Regions from separate parts of the Homo sapiens genome. Here regions 1 and 3 are each linked to region 2. A link is a contact called in ENCODE Hi-C or POLR2A ChIA-PET data. All regions are on one chromosome and are shown on one strand. The core of a region is the stretch at or near the end of the contact, and the rest is flanking DNA. Distances in the headings are between cores, read along the strand shown.

Region 1 (5,053 bases), core at 127-2,626, 780 kb after region 2:
GCCTCAGCCTCCTGAGTAGCTGGGACTACAGGCGCGCACCACCATGCCCAGCTAATGTTTTGTATTTTAGTAGAGACGGGGTATCACCATGTTGGCCAGGATGGTCTCAAACTCCCGACCTCGTGATCTGTGCGCCTTGGCCTCCCAAAGTGCTGGGATTACAGGAGTGAGCCACTGCGCCTGGCCCTTCATCGTCCATCTTTTCTTTAAGGACAGGGTTGGGTTGGTTTTCTTTCTTGTTGTATCTCCAAGCCTAATATGGTATCTGGGTAAATGTCAGGTGGATTGAAGAGAAAGAATATTAACAAATCACAGGATCTAGGATCACAGGAAACTTACATGGCTCTCCTGTTTAATCTTCAAACTTCCTTCTAAAGCTGTTAGGATGTTAGGAGGGGCACAGGAAGGGGGGCACTCTAACTGTATCCTGATCCTGCATTAGCATTTCAGAGGCCGTTGGTTCCATCAAGAAACTGGACTGTGCAAAGCATGAAATGAGACACCACATTACAACCTCATCTGAGTAATCACCCAGGGTTTATTTGTAATTCTAAGGAACAGGCACCTCCAGAGACATAACTCCTTCCTTAACCAGGCCTGGCTCTTCTGACTGCCTTCCGCCGTATAAATAGGAAGCCAGCTTGCATATTTTGCATTAATGCCTTCACGCAGGGCTGCTTTGAGTTTATTTTTGTTGCTTTCATTTTAAGACTGTGTTTATACCTCTTAGACTTCCAGCCAGAGGAAAAATGACAAGATACAAACCTTGTCCTTTTTTCAGGGACGCTCCAGACGGTTCCTGGAGGCACATGGGAAGATTAGCGACTCAGAGATGCCAAGTCACTGGCATTGGGTAGTTCTCCAAAATGGTTTTTTTTTTTTTTTGGTGGAAGAAACAGATACATCAGACTAGTCCAGCGTCTCAGTTTCCACACTTCATAACAATGGGGCACCGTGCACCTAGTGTCTAACTTACCACGCTGCCTTTGGGCCACAAATTCCATACTGTAACAGCCAATTACCCAAAACACTAAATAGGGAATGGCTCAAAAAAGGCTGTCTCTGAAAAAGCAGCAGCATTTTGATGAGCAAAAATAGTAAGAGAGGATTTTTTAAACTTAGAAAAACGAGGAAAGTTGAACCCAGCTAAGAATATTTCTGAGACACCCCCCACCCCTTGTGATTTTTCTCCCGCTAGGATTTTCCCTTGACTCGCCTCTTTAGAGACTGCTAAACACACACACACATACACACACTCATTTTTTAATCCCACCAACTCTCCTCGCCCCAAGGCCAGAGGCTTGGCGGTGACAGCTTCGAACAATGACATCACCCTAGGTTTGCCTCCTTGGCAGGGTCACCAATACTGTTTGCAGTCAATTTCCTGTAAAGGCTCTTTAAGGCAGGAAACTAGTCCTGTGCCTTGAGTCCTCCCCCTGTTCTGAGCCATCGTGTCAGGTCAAAACAAAGACTTTTTGTGTTGTTGTTTTTTTCCCCTTTTAGGAAAACAAGACTTCCCTGCACTTTTAATGAGCACCTTAATTACAAGCTAAAGAATTAGATATATTTACGGATGACCTCATGCTCGCTGATAATTAGCAATTTGAAAGACCTGGCACATCCCTAGACTCAGTTCTTTCTCCTTCACCCCCTCCCCCAAGCATTCAGGTTAATTACTAAGCTTGACCTTCCAAAACAAAGTGGGTTGGGCCCAGTCAGTCCCTACCTCCCCCAGAGCTCCCCAGCACCGAGGGGCTTGTTCCTCCCTCCCACTAAGTCAAGAATGGAAACTGCCTTAGAGAGGGTTGATTAGCCTGGGATAATGATCTAGGAGGGGTGACAGATTTCTGGGGGCCCCACTCTAAGTGTTGACAAGTTTTAATTAATGCCCAGGCTAATTGAACCCTGGCACAGTCAAGGGGAAGAAAACTGCTCATCTCAGAGGCAAGAAGTGTTTGGATATGCACAGTCCCAGCCGTGATGGCGGGGAGGTGTCTCCGAGCGGGCTCCCACTGCGGACCTGTGTGTACTTCGTGTTCTCCTGGCACGTGGATCCCACAACTGGAGATGCAGCTGACTCAGGCAGTTACTTTCCATACATTTTCTTGTGCTAGAAGGGTGTCAACAGCCTGATCAGGAAAGCGCAAACCGGGTGGCCTTCCCTTAGGGTCCTGCCTCAGGCCAACAATGGGCAGCTCCTGAACAAGGCTGCACCGCCCCACCCCCAGCCCCCATCGGTTGTCACTCCGTTGTAACATTTTCCAAATTTGCTTCAGGCCTGCACCCTGTTAGGGGAGAGGCTGGGAGGCGGACATTCTCCTCATTCTTTTGCCTTATTAGGTTGTGGATTTGATTGCTTTTGGGGGGGACAGGGGCGAAGTTGAAGAATGGCATCAGGAAGTGACCCCAGGAAAGGGGGGGGCGCGGGAGGAAGGAGGAAAAGGGAATGGAGCAGCAGGCGTGAGAAGCACTGTTGGGAAGAGGCCTGGAAGGGGCAGGGCTCCTCCAAGCCCTCTAGAAAGTCCCACGTTCCAGGTCGGCAGCTGGGCACAGGCTCCTGTGCACCTCTTGGCCCCATCTGACAGCATTTCTGGGCAGTTATTTTTAGGGTTATCAGTGGGAAGCCCTTCCTGCTTCTACATCACACACCAACTGAAGAGAGGGCAGCCTGACTCCAGGCTGTGGGATGTTTCTAACTTGAGTTGGACTTTGCTTTGCGGGGAAGGGGACCCAGGGAAAGAAGGGAACCCGGGGAAAGAGCCCCCCGGCTGATAGCAAACTTAGTAACAAGTTAAATTACTCATGAAAGAACCTTCCTGGCACTGCCTATGGCACATCCCAACACAAAATTGTTCAGGGCCTGTAACTCTGAAACAAGAAGCCACCTCCCAGATAATGAGGCCCAGATGGATGCAGGGGCTGGGGAGAGGGCTGCGTTAAGTCACTTGCTCAAGTGCCCACTGCCACTTGTTGGAGGGCACTTCTTCGAAGTTGCTGGCTGGGCTCAGGACTTGGCGCTTCCTGGGGAGCACTGGAGGAAAGGGGTGTATGTTTTGGTTTCCCACTGAGCTGCGTATTTCAGCAGGCCCCTTTGAGGGGGAGACTCAAGTAGCAGATCCCACCTGGATGCAGGACCATGTGCCATTGAAATCATTTTGGGAAGCTGCATTTATTGAGCACTTACAATGTACCAGGCACCAGAGTGCTTCCTGCGCACTATCACGTCTAATCCTCAAACTGAGGATAGGATGATGCCCCTTTTCAAAGAAGGACACTGAGGCTTAACCCCCGCCACCTGCCCAGGGTCGCACAGCCAGCCGGTGGTGGAGGAGGTGGGTGTGGAGCCCAGGTCGGCCTCCCTCCATGCTCTGGCCCAGCCTTCTTGCCACTGACACCTTTCACTACCTCCTAGTTCTGGGCAGTGGGGAGTGGGGGATGTCAAAGGCACTCTCCCACAGGAGCTTCAGTGCTCTCAACACCCCCTCCCGGGGTGCAGCTAGCTAACTGCTTGGGCCCAGGGACAGCCTGTGGTACTGCGAATCCCAGTGACATCTGAGCTGCCTCCTATCTTGGTGGGTAGGCTGGGTGCTATCAGCTAACCACCAGCTGAGCAGGTGGCTCCTCCCAGCCCCTGGGACCATGCAGGAAACTCTCTGATCCTGAATAGCCTTTAACTTCCCCAGAAAAAACTCTCCCAAAGTGGGAGTGAAGCAATACATGCCTCAAATACAAGTAATGAGCTCTAGGTTCTCTTCTCAAAACATGTCCACCTCCTTATCATCTATGCCTTTCAAAAAAGAGGAAGGCAGCATCTCATAAGGACTGCTGGGCAGGGCCTCCCCGGAAGTCTTAACCAGGTGGAAAAGGAAATAGGAACCGGCTGTGCTAATATCCCCCAGCCCTCTCCTTCATGGCACTGCAGTGCTCCCGTGCCCAGGCTGCAGGGACGGGCTCAATCCAGCAACACTCACCACCCTCGCTATCTCCACTGAATCCTTCTATGGTAAACCTACTGATGCTAGGCAGTCTAATCCTTTAGGATGGAGGCTGGAGTTCTCCTGGATGATTTCTGCCCCTACCTTACTTGCACGAACTGAGCTATATTACAGCTGTCATGTGTTATCTGAAGTGGGGAGAAACACATCTGAAACCACACAAAGAGGCAAGCGCCGCTACCCTAACCTTATCCCACAGTGGGACCAGAATGCAACTCGGTTTGTCGGTGTGGGGAAGGCAATATCAAGGACACTGCGGTATTTAAGTCACACATTTGGCCATGAGCATCTGAATGAGTTTAAAAAAAAAAACACAACACTGGAGTATTTCCTGGGATGGGAACGCTAAGTTCCACAAGCAGCACTAAGGCAGTTATTTAAAGAAAAGAATAGCACCTGGAAGCGTAGCTTGGCAGGCAGGAATAAACTGAAGGCAGCACACTCCTAGGCCACCCGCGTTGCAGGGCAACAGAGGAGCTGTGGCAACCCAGCCTCGCCAGCAGACTGGGAGCCGATCCCACTTCTCAATACAGGGCGGCCGTTCCGGCTGCGCGTGGTCATCTGGGCGGCAGTGTGCAGCACCACACGCCCTGAGGGGCTGAGACACAGGGCTTGGGGAGACCCTTGGACATGAGAAGGGAGTCTCTCCATTCTTTTTGTCGAAACCTGTGCTAATTCTGAAGAGGCCATCAGCAGGCTGAAAACATATGCCTCAGAAGGCACCCCCTCCCACCTGGGGAGAAGAGTCTGGCCCACTCACGATATCTGTGACAGTGACAGGACGCATGAATGGATACGGACCCAGAACGACAGGTCTGGCTATCACAGGTTCTAAGACATGGCCAAGATGAGCATGGTACCTCATCCTTCAAACCAGCAGCTCCCCGAAGACGATGCTCATGGGGACAGGAACTGGTAGCGCTACTCCAAAGAGGCAGCTAAGAAATGTTCGATTGCACGCCGGACCCCCTAATACTTGCCCTCGGCAACCTGCCCGCAGCGGGGGCAAAGGCCCGCCCCTCCTGCACACTCACCTCCTTTATGAAAGTTTCCATGAC
Region 2 (4,679 bases), core at 124-2,623:
CTCACCACAGTCTCCACCTCCCTGGTTCAAGCGATTCTCAGCTTCAGCCTCCCGAGTAGCTGGGATTACAGGTGGGCGCCACCATGCCAAGCTAATTTTTTTGTATTTTTAGTAGAAATGGTGTTTCACCATGTTGACCAGGCTGGTCTTGAACTCCTGACCTCAGGTGATCCACTGTCTTGGCCTCCCACAGTGCTGAGATTACAGGTGTGAGCCACCAAGCCCGGCCTCAGCCAATGGTTTTTATATTTTTGTAGAGACAGGGTCCCGTTGTGTTACCGAGATTGCTCTCAAACTTCTGGGCTCAAGTGATCCTCCCAGCTTGGCCTCTCAAATCCTCGTTAATCCCTGAACACGGCGGACACACTCCCATCTCTGCACCTGCTGGTCCCCCTCACTGGAACACTACACTTCCAGCTAACCACGACTCACTCCCTCACCTCCAACAAGTTTTTGCTCAAATGTCACCCCTCAGACTCATGCTGATGACCCTATTTCAAGAGCAACCAGGACTCTCCATTCCCCTTTTCTGTTCTTTTCTCCAGAGTACCTTCCAGCTTACTATATAGTTTATTCCTTGGCTATATTTATTTACATTCCCGAAGGCAGACATTTTTAAAATCTTTTTGTTTACTGGTGTACCCTAAGAGCAAAGAATTGCGCCTGGTACATAGTAGGCACTACAAATATAGTTATGGAATGACTAGACATAACTAAAAAAAAAAACTAATGCTAAGTGCTTACTATATGCACACAGAGTAAACTTTCAAAACATCACCTGTTATCTCACTGGACCTGACCCATTTCTGGCCTCCAGAACCTGTCCCTTTGCTTGACTTCGACTTGCCTAATTCTCTATCTCTTGAGACAATCTGGGAGTTCCCAGAAGCCAGAGCCCGCTGTGAACCCCTCGAGCCTCCCACAGGGGCCTTTCTGCCCGGAGTCCTGTCCCCAGACGCAATGTCTCCCCCAGCGCCCCAGCCACAGACCTCGGCCTCCTCGCCGTCACTGCTGCGCTCGCTGTCCTCCTCCTCGGAAAAGTTGCTGTCCTCGCTGTCCGACATCTTCCGCTGCTGCTGGGAAAGACAGCAGCCTTGGCGCGTCCCACAATCCTGCGCTCCACCCCGAGCCTCAGTTTCCCCGCTGGTTCCCTGGGAGAAGAAAACCCCTTAGGGCGCTTCCGGCAGGCTCGTTTTGGCAATCGCGAAGCGGAGTGAGGACCCCCTCCTACGCCACATGCTAGACCTCCCCAGTTTCCGAATCTGTTCTCTACACCTCCCCGGCGCCCGGAACTGCCACCTCTGCACACGCACTTACCTCTCGGGCTCCACCTCCGCCTTCGGTACCAGCTGCTGTTCGCACGACGCCTGACTGGGGCTGACGGGTCCTCTCGCGAGAACCTACCCGTTGACCTCGCCTAACACGAGATTTCCGGGGCTGGCACGGGCGACGCACTTCCAGGTCGCCATCTTGAGAGAGGCAGGGCTGGCCTGGGCGGAGTGCGGGGCCGACATCTGCGGAGGGTTAGGAGGGGAAAGGTTTTTTCTACCCGCCGGCTCGGCGACCAGGCTGAAACTCATGTTTGAATTTAGTGAGCCGTTTGTTCGTTAGTCCGGAACACTAGCGCGGTAGGCCAAGCTGCGAGGAGGCGGCGAAATCAGCGAATAGCAAATTATAAAAGAAACAAGGCTTTATCTCCTAGGCCCTCTAAAGCATCCCCAGGAGATCCGTATCCCCGTTTTGGAGAGAACGCTGAAGCTCAGAAAAACTCAGTGGAAAGCGGCAGACCCAAGCCTCCTCGCCAAGTCTGAGTGACCGTGAAGCCCTGGTTTTTCCTTCTTTTTCTTTCTTTTTGTACTTTTTTTTTTTTTTTGGTAGAGTCGGGCTGTTGCCCGGCCTGGTCTCAAACTCCTCTAACTCAAACTAAAAAGCCATCCTCCGGCCTCGTCCTGCCAAAGTGCTGAGATCACAGGCATAACCTGCCGCGCCCGGCCCAAGTCCCTATTTTTCTTTCCAGGCTTCCTAAGTTCATTTAAAGGCGAATTTATCTATTAGTAATGACGGCTGACGAGTGATGGCAGAGTGGACAGGTGTAATGGAGAGATGAAAAATGAACCTTCGCCTGTAATCCCAGCGCTTTGGGAGGCTGAGGCGGGAGGATCACCTGAGGCCAGGTATTTGAGACTAGCATGGGCAACAAATTGAGACCCCATGTATCCAATTTTTGTGTTTTTTTTAATGTGGTGTGGTGGCGTGTGCCTGTGGTCCCTGCTACTCCAAAGGCTAAGGTGGGAGGATCACTTGAACCCATGTTGAGGCTTCAGTGAGCTATGATTGCACCACTGCACTCCAGACTGGGTAATAGAGACCCTGTCTCTAAAAAAAAAAAAAAAAAAAAATTAAAACTTAAATTTTTAAAAATTGAAAAATTAACCTGATAGGGGAAATTTTAAAAATCAGAAGTCTATGTCAGTCGCGGTGGCTCATGCCTGTAATCCCAACACATTGGGAGGCCGGGGCGGGCAGATTGCCTGAGGTCAGGAGTTCGAAACCAGTCTGGCCAACATGGTGAAACCCCGTCTCTACTAAAAATACAAAAAAATTAGCCGGGCGTGGTGGCATGTGCCTGTGATTCTAGCTACTCGGGAGGCTGAGGCAGGAGAATGGCGTGAACCCAGGAGGCGGAGCTTGCAGTGAGCCGAGATCGCGCCACTGCACTCCAGCCTGGGCGAGAGTGAGACTCAGTCTCAAAAAAAAAAAAAAAAAAAAGAAGCCTCAGGACACATTGGTAAAATTTCTCACATAAGTATGACACACCTGGGCCGGGCGCGGTGGCTCACGTCTGTAATCCCAGCACTTTGGGAGGCCGAGGCGGGTGGATCACGAGGTCAGGAGACCGAGACCATCCTGGCTAACACGGTGAAACCCCATCTCTACTAAAAATACAAAAAAAAATTAGCTGGGCGTGGTGGCGGGCGCCTGTAGTCCCAGCTACACGTAAGGCTGAGGCAGGAGAATGGCGTGAACCCGGGAGGCCGAGCTTGCAGTGAGCCGAGATCGTGCTACTGCACTCCAGCCTGGGCAACAGAGCTAGACTCCATCTCAAAAAAAGAAAGGATTCTCCACCGGGCGCGGTGGCTCACGCCTGTAATCCCAGCACTTTGGGAGGCCAAGGCAGGCGGATCACCTGAGGTCAGGAGTTCAAGACCAGCCTGGCCAACATGGTAAAACCCTGTCTCTACTAAAAAATACAAAAATTAGCCAGGTGGCGTAGTGGCGCACACCCGTAATCCCAGCTACTCGGGAGGCTGTGGCAGGAGAATCTCTTGAACTTGAGAGGTGGAGGTTGCTGTGACAAAAGAGCAAGACTCCGTCTCAAAAAAAAAAACAACAAGAAAATAGGATTCTACATATTAAATCGCTACAGACACTGCTGCAGAAAGCCATTCCCTGCAGAAAAAAGAGGGCACAGTCATTTCCCCAGCCATGGAAGTTTCTTCCTTGGTGGATCCGTGGTTCTGAACTCAACTCTGGTAGCACATCAGAATACTTGAGAATATTTTAGAAAGAAAGAGTTGCATAATAGCCCTAAACTGGAAACACAAAAATTAGGGCCGGGCGCAGTGACTCACGCCTGTAATCCCAGCACTTTGGAAGGCCAAGGCAGGCGGATCACGAAGTCAGGAGTTCAAGACCAGCCTGGCCAATATGGTGAAACCCCATCTCTACTAAAAATACAAAAAAAAAAAAAAAAAAAATAGCCAGGTGTGGTGGCGCACGCCTGTAATCCCAGCTACTTGGGAGGCTGAGGCAGGAGAATCACTTGAACCAGGGAGGTGAAGGTTGCAGTGAGCAGAGATCGCACCACTGCACTCCAGCCTGGGCAACAGAGTGAGACTCGTCTCAAAAGAAAAACAAATTTTGGTACATCCATCCATGCAACAGAATAGTAACAACTACCAATACACCCATGACTGAATCTCCAAAACATTATGCTGAGTGAAAGAAGCCAGACATCAGGAGATGTCCAGCATGATTCCATTCATATGAAACTCCAGAGCAAGCAAAACCAACCTATACAGACAATGCAGATTAGTGGATGTCTGGGGCTGGAGAGGGAGGTGGAAATTGACTGGGAAGAGAGAGAAGGAATGCTTTGGGGTGATGGAAATGTGGCCATCCAGTCCACCAGCCGGTGCACTCCAGCCTGGGTGACAAAGGGAGACTCTGTCTCAAAAAAAAAAAAAAAATGTCAGGTGTGGTGGCTCATGCCTATAATCCCAGCACTTTGGGAGGCCAAGGGGGGAGTATCGCTTGAGCCAGGAGTTCAAGATTAGCCTGGGCAATAAAGGGTAACCCCATCTCTACAAAAAATACAAAAATTAGCTGAGTGTGGTGGCATGCGCCTATAGCGCTAGCTACTTGGGGGACTGAGGTGGGAGAGTCACTTGAGCCTGAAAGATCGAGCCTGCAATGAGTTTTGATCATGCCACTGCACTCCAGCCTGGGTGACAGAGTGAGACCCTGTCTCAAAAAAATATATGGGCAGATGCCAAGTTACAGCCTGTGCAGCATAGTGAAACCCTGTCTCTAAATAATAATAAAAATAATATAGATGCTCAGGCTTCACCAGAGACCAATTATCAAATTATCTGGGCTGGGGTCTGGCCATCAGTATT
Region 3 (4,430 bases), core at 1-2,500, 550 kb before region 2:
AAAGGAAGGCCTGGGATAGGTCACTGGACAATTCAGGAAAAGCAAAGCAATGTTTCCATTTCCTAAAAACAAAAACATTTTATGCATTTATTTAAAGATTTACTTAAAGATATAGACCAGAGAGTTGCAATTTATGTGACAAATAATTTAGTCTTTTTAGATTGAATCAAATGAACTTCTTCAAAGGGAAAAATGCAAATGAAAGCTACAGAAAGTACCTGGGGATGTGATTTTTGTGACTGTGAGCAATGAGGTGACAGGCTCTGTGGTAGATTGTGGCTGTGCTTGACATAGCAGTGTGGTACCACGCCGTATGACTGGGTGCAGGCAAGGCTGTGTGAGGATTAGAATGTGTGATTTCCATTTTATGAATAAAAAGGAAATATAAACTTACCTGGACCTGAACTTTTAGACCTGCTACAACAATTGTTCCCTCCTTTTCAGGATCCCTGTTTTGATGAATAGCAGAATGGGGGAAGAAAAATAATCATGAGACAGCAGGCCTTTCTTAAGAGCACAGACCGACCTAGAATATCCCCTCCAGCGCCACATCTGTGCTGACCTCACGCACATAACAGCTGTGTGAGAGTGAGGCTGGGATCTGTCTCTGAACTCACACCAGGTTTCTAGATCAAAGGTATGGGAATGCAGTGGTTCTGAAACATGCAGCTGCCCACACAGCGGCTCCAACTGCGCAGTCTTCCAACCTGTCGTCCCAGGAGTCTGTTTTAGGGACACTTCTAATTCAAAAGTCCAATCGCCAACCCAGGTCTGTACCTTCTTGCTGGGAACCTTCATCCCAGAGCTCGATATTTGACTTCCCTCTTGGGGACACTGCTGTGTGCAAACACCGAGGCCGTGAGGAGGGTAGAGGGTCAGTGACACACACCAGAGAGCCAGGCACCTGTCTCAGCCTCACACCCGCACCCACACCCGCCCAACCCGGTCCTGACAGGCGCCCCGTCGCGCGCACACACACACATACACCGTCTGCCACATTTTGTCACACAATTTCCCTTCTCCGCTCCCCAAGCACGCACAGGCCTGAGGCTCCCTGCGGGCACGACACGCCAGGTCTGGGCCCTGGAGCGCCTCACTTTGGGCGGCAGTTCTATCCCCAGTCCTACTCGTAAGAGTCCCGTTCCGCCTCACCTAGCTCGGACTTCTCGCCCGCAAGTGAATAATAACGGTTAAGGTGACTGAACCGTTAAGAACGCAATGTAAAGGGCCCTTGGGGTCCAGGCAACACTGCCCAAGGGGCTTCTGGGAAATGTAGTCCACAGCCGGAAACTGATCCTTTTGGGCGGAGGCGCAGGCGCGCGCGCATCCGGCGGGTTCGACTCACTTACCAGGAACCCACGCAGGAAGCTGAGGAGGAGAACAGACGCCTCTGGGCCACTGGCCGGGCCACTTGAGCGTGGGACCGCCGAGTGTGACCCTGAGGCCGAGTGCGTGCGGGACTGGGCGATAGCTCCGCCAGGCAGGATTTTGTTTGTTTCACCTCTTGAGGTAGTCCCGGCGTGTAGTACATAATAGGCGCTTAATATGTGTATTGTAAAGAATGAGTGCCTGGCCATTTGTATTTGCCTTGTGAGCGCGTGTGTGTGGCACTGTGAGGGTTGCGGGACCGACGGAACCTCTCTGGCTCTGGCGGGTTGTGTTTCCGCGTGTGTGTAATTTGAGTGTGAGTCAGTGTGTAGTGAGTGAAGGGATCTGACTGGAGAAAACCACAGTAAATACCCGGGGCTGTGATTTTTGTGACTTTGGTCAATGGGACGACAGGCTCTGTGGTAGACTGGCTGTGCTTGACGTAACAATGTGGTACTATGCCGTGTGGTTGCCGGCAAGGCTATGTGAAGATGAGAATGTGTGATTTGGAAAATCTGGATGTGGAACATCACGGGTGCCAGTGGAATTGTGACTCTGTGTGTGTATAAAAGTTTGCAACCATAGGCCTATATGTCTGTGGGATAAAGAGAATATGTTGCGTCTTCTTGGAGTATCAGCTTTATTTAAACATTTGCATCAGAGAGTTGCGATTTATGTGCCAAAGATTTTTGTCTTTTTATATTGAATTAAATGAATTTTTTACAAAGAGAAAAATGAAAATAATAGTAACTTTCAAAAAATATTAAGAATTTCCTTCCACTCTTATATTCTGGCAATGGATCTTTGGCAATGGGTCTTTGGCAGATCAATTTGAAAAGCTTGGACTGAGGAAATTATACTTGGAAAGCACATTAGGCAGTCAGCCCTTGGTTCCTAAATACCATGCTCCACTGAAAGGAGCAAGGCTCCATGGAGAAATGGCAGATTCCAGAGCTGGGGAAGGGAAAGTTCAGAATGAACTTGGAACATCTTGTGCTTGAAAGTAAGGCAGTGCTCAAAGAATGGTGGGGACGTGTTCAAAGGACATGGAAACCAGATTGAAGGGACTTCCACTGACCAAACTTGACATGGTTTGAGCATCAAAATAAATAATGCTAGTTATAGATTAAAACCCATTAAATAACAGAGGGAATCATAATTCCAAACTGATATAAATTAGTACGTGAAAAAAAATTGAAAGTTTGATGAGGGACTGGATGTTTACATTGTTGCAAAGAACCCCTGCCCCCCCCCAAATCCCTTAAAAATGTGTCAATATAAGGCTGGGCACGGTGGCTTATGCCTATAATCCCAGCACTTTGGGAGGCCGAGGTGGGCGGATCGTGAGGTCAGGAGTTTGAGACCAGCCTGACCAACGTGGTGAAACCCTGTCTCTACTAAAAAAATACAAAAATTAGCTGGGTGTGGTGGTGCGTGGTGGGTCCTGTAATCCCAGCCACTCAGGAGGCTGAGGCAGGAGAATTGCTTGAACCCAGGAGGCGAAGGTTGCAGTGAGCCTAGATCGCGCCACTGCACTCCAGCCTGGGTGACAGAGTGAGACTCCATCTTTAAAAAAAAAAAAAAAAAGTGTCCATATGAAAAAATGCTCAACATTACTAATCATCAGAGAAATGCAAATTAAAACCACACTGAGATACCACCTCACAGTGTTAGAATAGCTGTAATCAAAGAGACAAAAGACGACAAGGGTTGGTGAGGGTATGGATATAAGGGAACACTTGTACACTATTTGTGGAAATGTAAATTAGTACAAACATAGAAAATATCCGGAGTTTTCTCAAATTAAAAATATAACCACTATATGACCCAGTCATCCCACTATATATATCTGTATATATCTGTATATATCCGTATCAGTCCATTCTTGCATTGCTATAAAGAAAACCCGAGACTCGGTAACTTATAAGAAAAGATGTTGAATTGGCTCACAGTTCTGCAGGCTGTACGGGAAGCATAGTGGCATCTGCTTTTGAGCAGGCCTCAGGAAGTTTCCAATCATGGTGGAAGGCAAAATGGGAGCAGGCACATCACATGGTGAAAGCAGGAGCAAGAGAGTGAGGAGGGAGATGGTACACACGTTTAAATGTCCAGATCTCATAAGAACTCACTATTATGAGGATGGAAACAAAGGGCTGCTAAGCCATTCATGAGGAATCTGCGCCCATGATCCAATCACCTCCCACCAGTCCCCACTTCTTATATTGGGGATTACATTTCAGTATGAGATTTGGGTTGGGATACACATCTAAACAATGTCATTCTGCCTCTGGCCCCTCTCAAATCTCCTGGCCTTCTCACATTTCAAAATACAATCTTGCCTTCCCAGCAGTCCCCCAGAGTCTTAACTAATTCCAGCATTAACTCAAAAGTCCAAAGTCTGAAGTCTCATCTGAGACAAGGCAAGTTCTTTCCTCCTATGAGCCTGTAAGATCAAAAACAAGTTAGTTACTTCCAAGATAAAATGGGGGTACAAGCATTAGATAGACATTCCTGTTCCAAAAGGGAGAAATTGGCTAAAAGAAAGAGGCTACAGGCCCTATGCAAGATCAGAACCCAGTAGGGCAATCATTACATCTTAAAGCTCCAGAATAATCTTTGATTCCATGTCCCATGTCCAGGGCACACCAATTTAAGAGGTGGGCTTCCAGCCTTGGGTATTTCTTCCCCTGTGGCTTTGCCGGGTTCAGGCTCAGAGGCTGCTCTGATCTACCATTCTGGGATCTGGAAGATGGTGGCCCTCTTCTCATAGCTCCACTAGTCAGTGCCCCAGTGTGTACTCTGTGTGAGGGTTCCAACCCCACATTTCCTTTTTGCACTGCTCTAGTAGAGGTTTTCTGTCAAGGCTTAGCCCCTGCAGCAGGCTTCTGCCTGGACACCTTGGCTTTTCCACATATCCTCTGAAATCTAGATGGAGGCTCCCAAGCCTTATTCACACTCTGTGCACCTGCAGGCTTAAGACCATGTGGAAACCACCAAGACTTATGGCTTGCAACCTTTGGAGCTGCAGTCTGAGCTGTACCTGGGCCCTTTTAAGTCACAGC

Evidence for each region. A loop is a pair of places that touch in the nucleus more often than their neighbours do. ChIA-PET counts read pairs that join two places held with the same protein, here RNA polymerase II (POLR2A). Pooled maps may share reads with other maps.
Region 1: a map with no recorded cell type shows a loop between it and region 2 (4-fold over the local background). The contact joins the enhancer-like site here to the promoter of SUPT5H in region 2. A Hi-C loop is called at or near these places in 1 of 37 single-sample maps with no recorded cell type. POLR2A ChIA-PET finds 5 or more read pairs at or near these places in 2 of 52 experiments (activated CD4-positive, alpha-beta memory T cell and activated CD8-positive, alpha-beta memory T cell).
Region 3: a pooled map shows a loop between it and region 2 (9-fold over the local background). The contact joins the promoter of ZNF546 here to the promoter of SUPT5H in region 2. A Hi-C loop is called at or near these places in 10 of 50 pooled maps. POLR2A ChIA-PET finds 5 or more read pairs at or near these places in 5 of 52 experiments (CD4-positive, alpha-beta T cell, CD4-positive, alpha-beta memory T cell, Panc1 and 2 more).

What each region holds. Positions count from the first base shown.
Region 1 is chr19:38,663,539-38,668,591 of GRCh38, reverse strand. All of the region lies in intron 1 of ACTN4 (actinin alpha 4), which reads right to left. Among named protein-coding and RNA genes, the nearest start is that of ACTN4, 18 kb to the right of the region's middle. RefSeq lists enhancers at 516-595, 1,434-2,123, 2,189-2,483, 2,124-2,813, 2,814-3,503 and silencers at 1,569-1,863, 2,189-2,483. Within about 2 kb of position 1,376, at least 35 of the 41 ENCODE cell types and tissues checked have a DNase peak (open chromatin) inside an H3K27ac peak, as active enhancers do.
Region 2 is chr19:39,442,276-39,446,954 of GRCh38, reverse strand. SUPT5H (SPT5 homolog, DSIF elongation factor subunit) reads right to left here and starts at 1,373. Exons shown (of 30, transcript NM_001111020.3): 1 at 1,318-1,373; 2 at 990-1,151. The coding sequence starts at 1,064. RefSeq lists enhancers at 944-1,163, 536-1,332, 1,304-1,573, 1,333-2,130.
Region 3 is chr19:39,993,880-39,998,309 of GRCh38, reverse strand. It overlaps ZNF546 (zinc finger protein 546), which reads right to left and starts at 1,250. Exons shown (of 7, transcript NM_178544.5): 1 at 1,153-1,250; 2 at 395-449; 3 at 1-62. RefSeq lists a silencer at 216-315 and enhancers at 1,134-1,428, 1,101-1,600, 1,436-1,615, 1,601-2,102.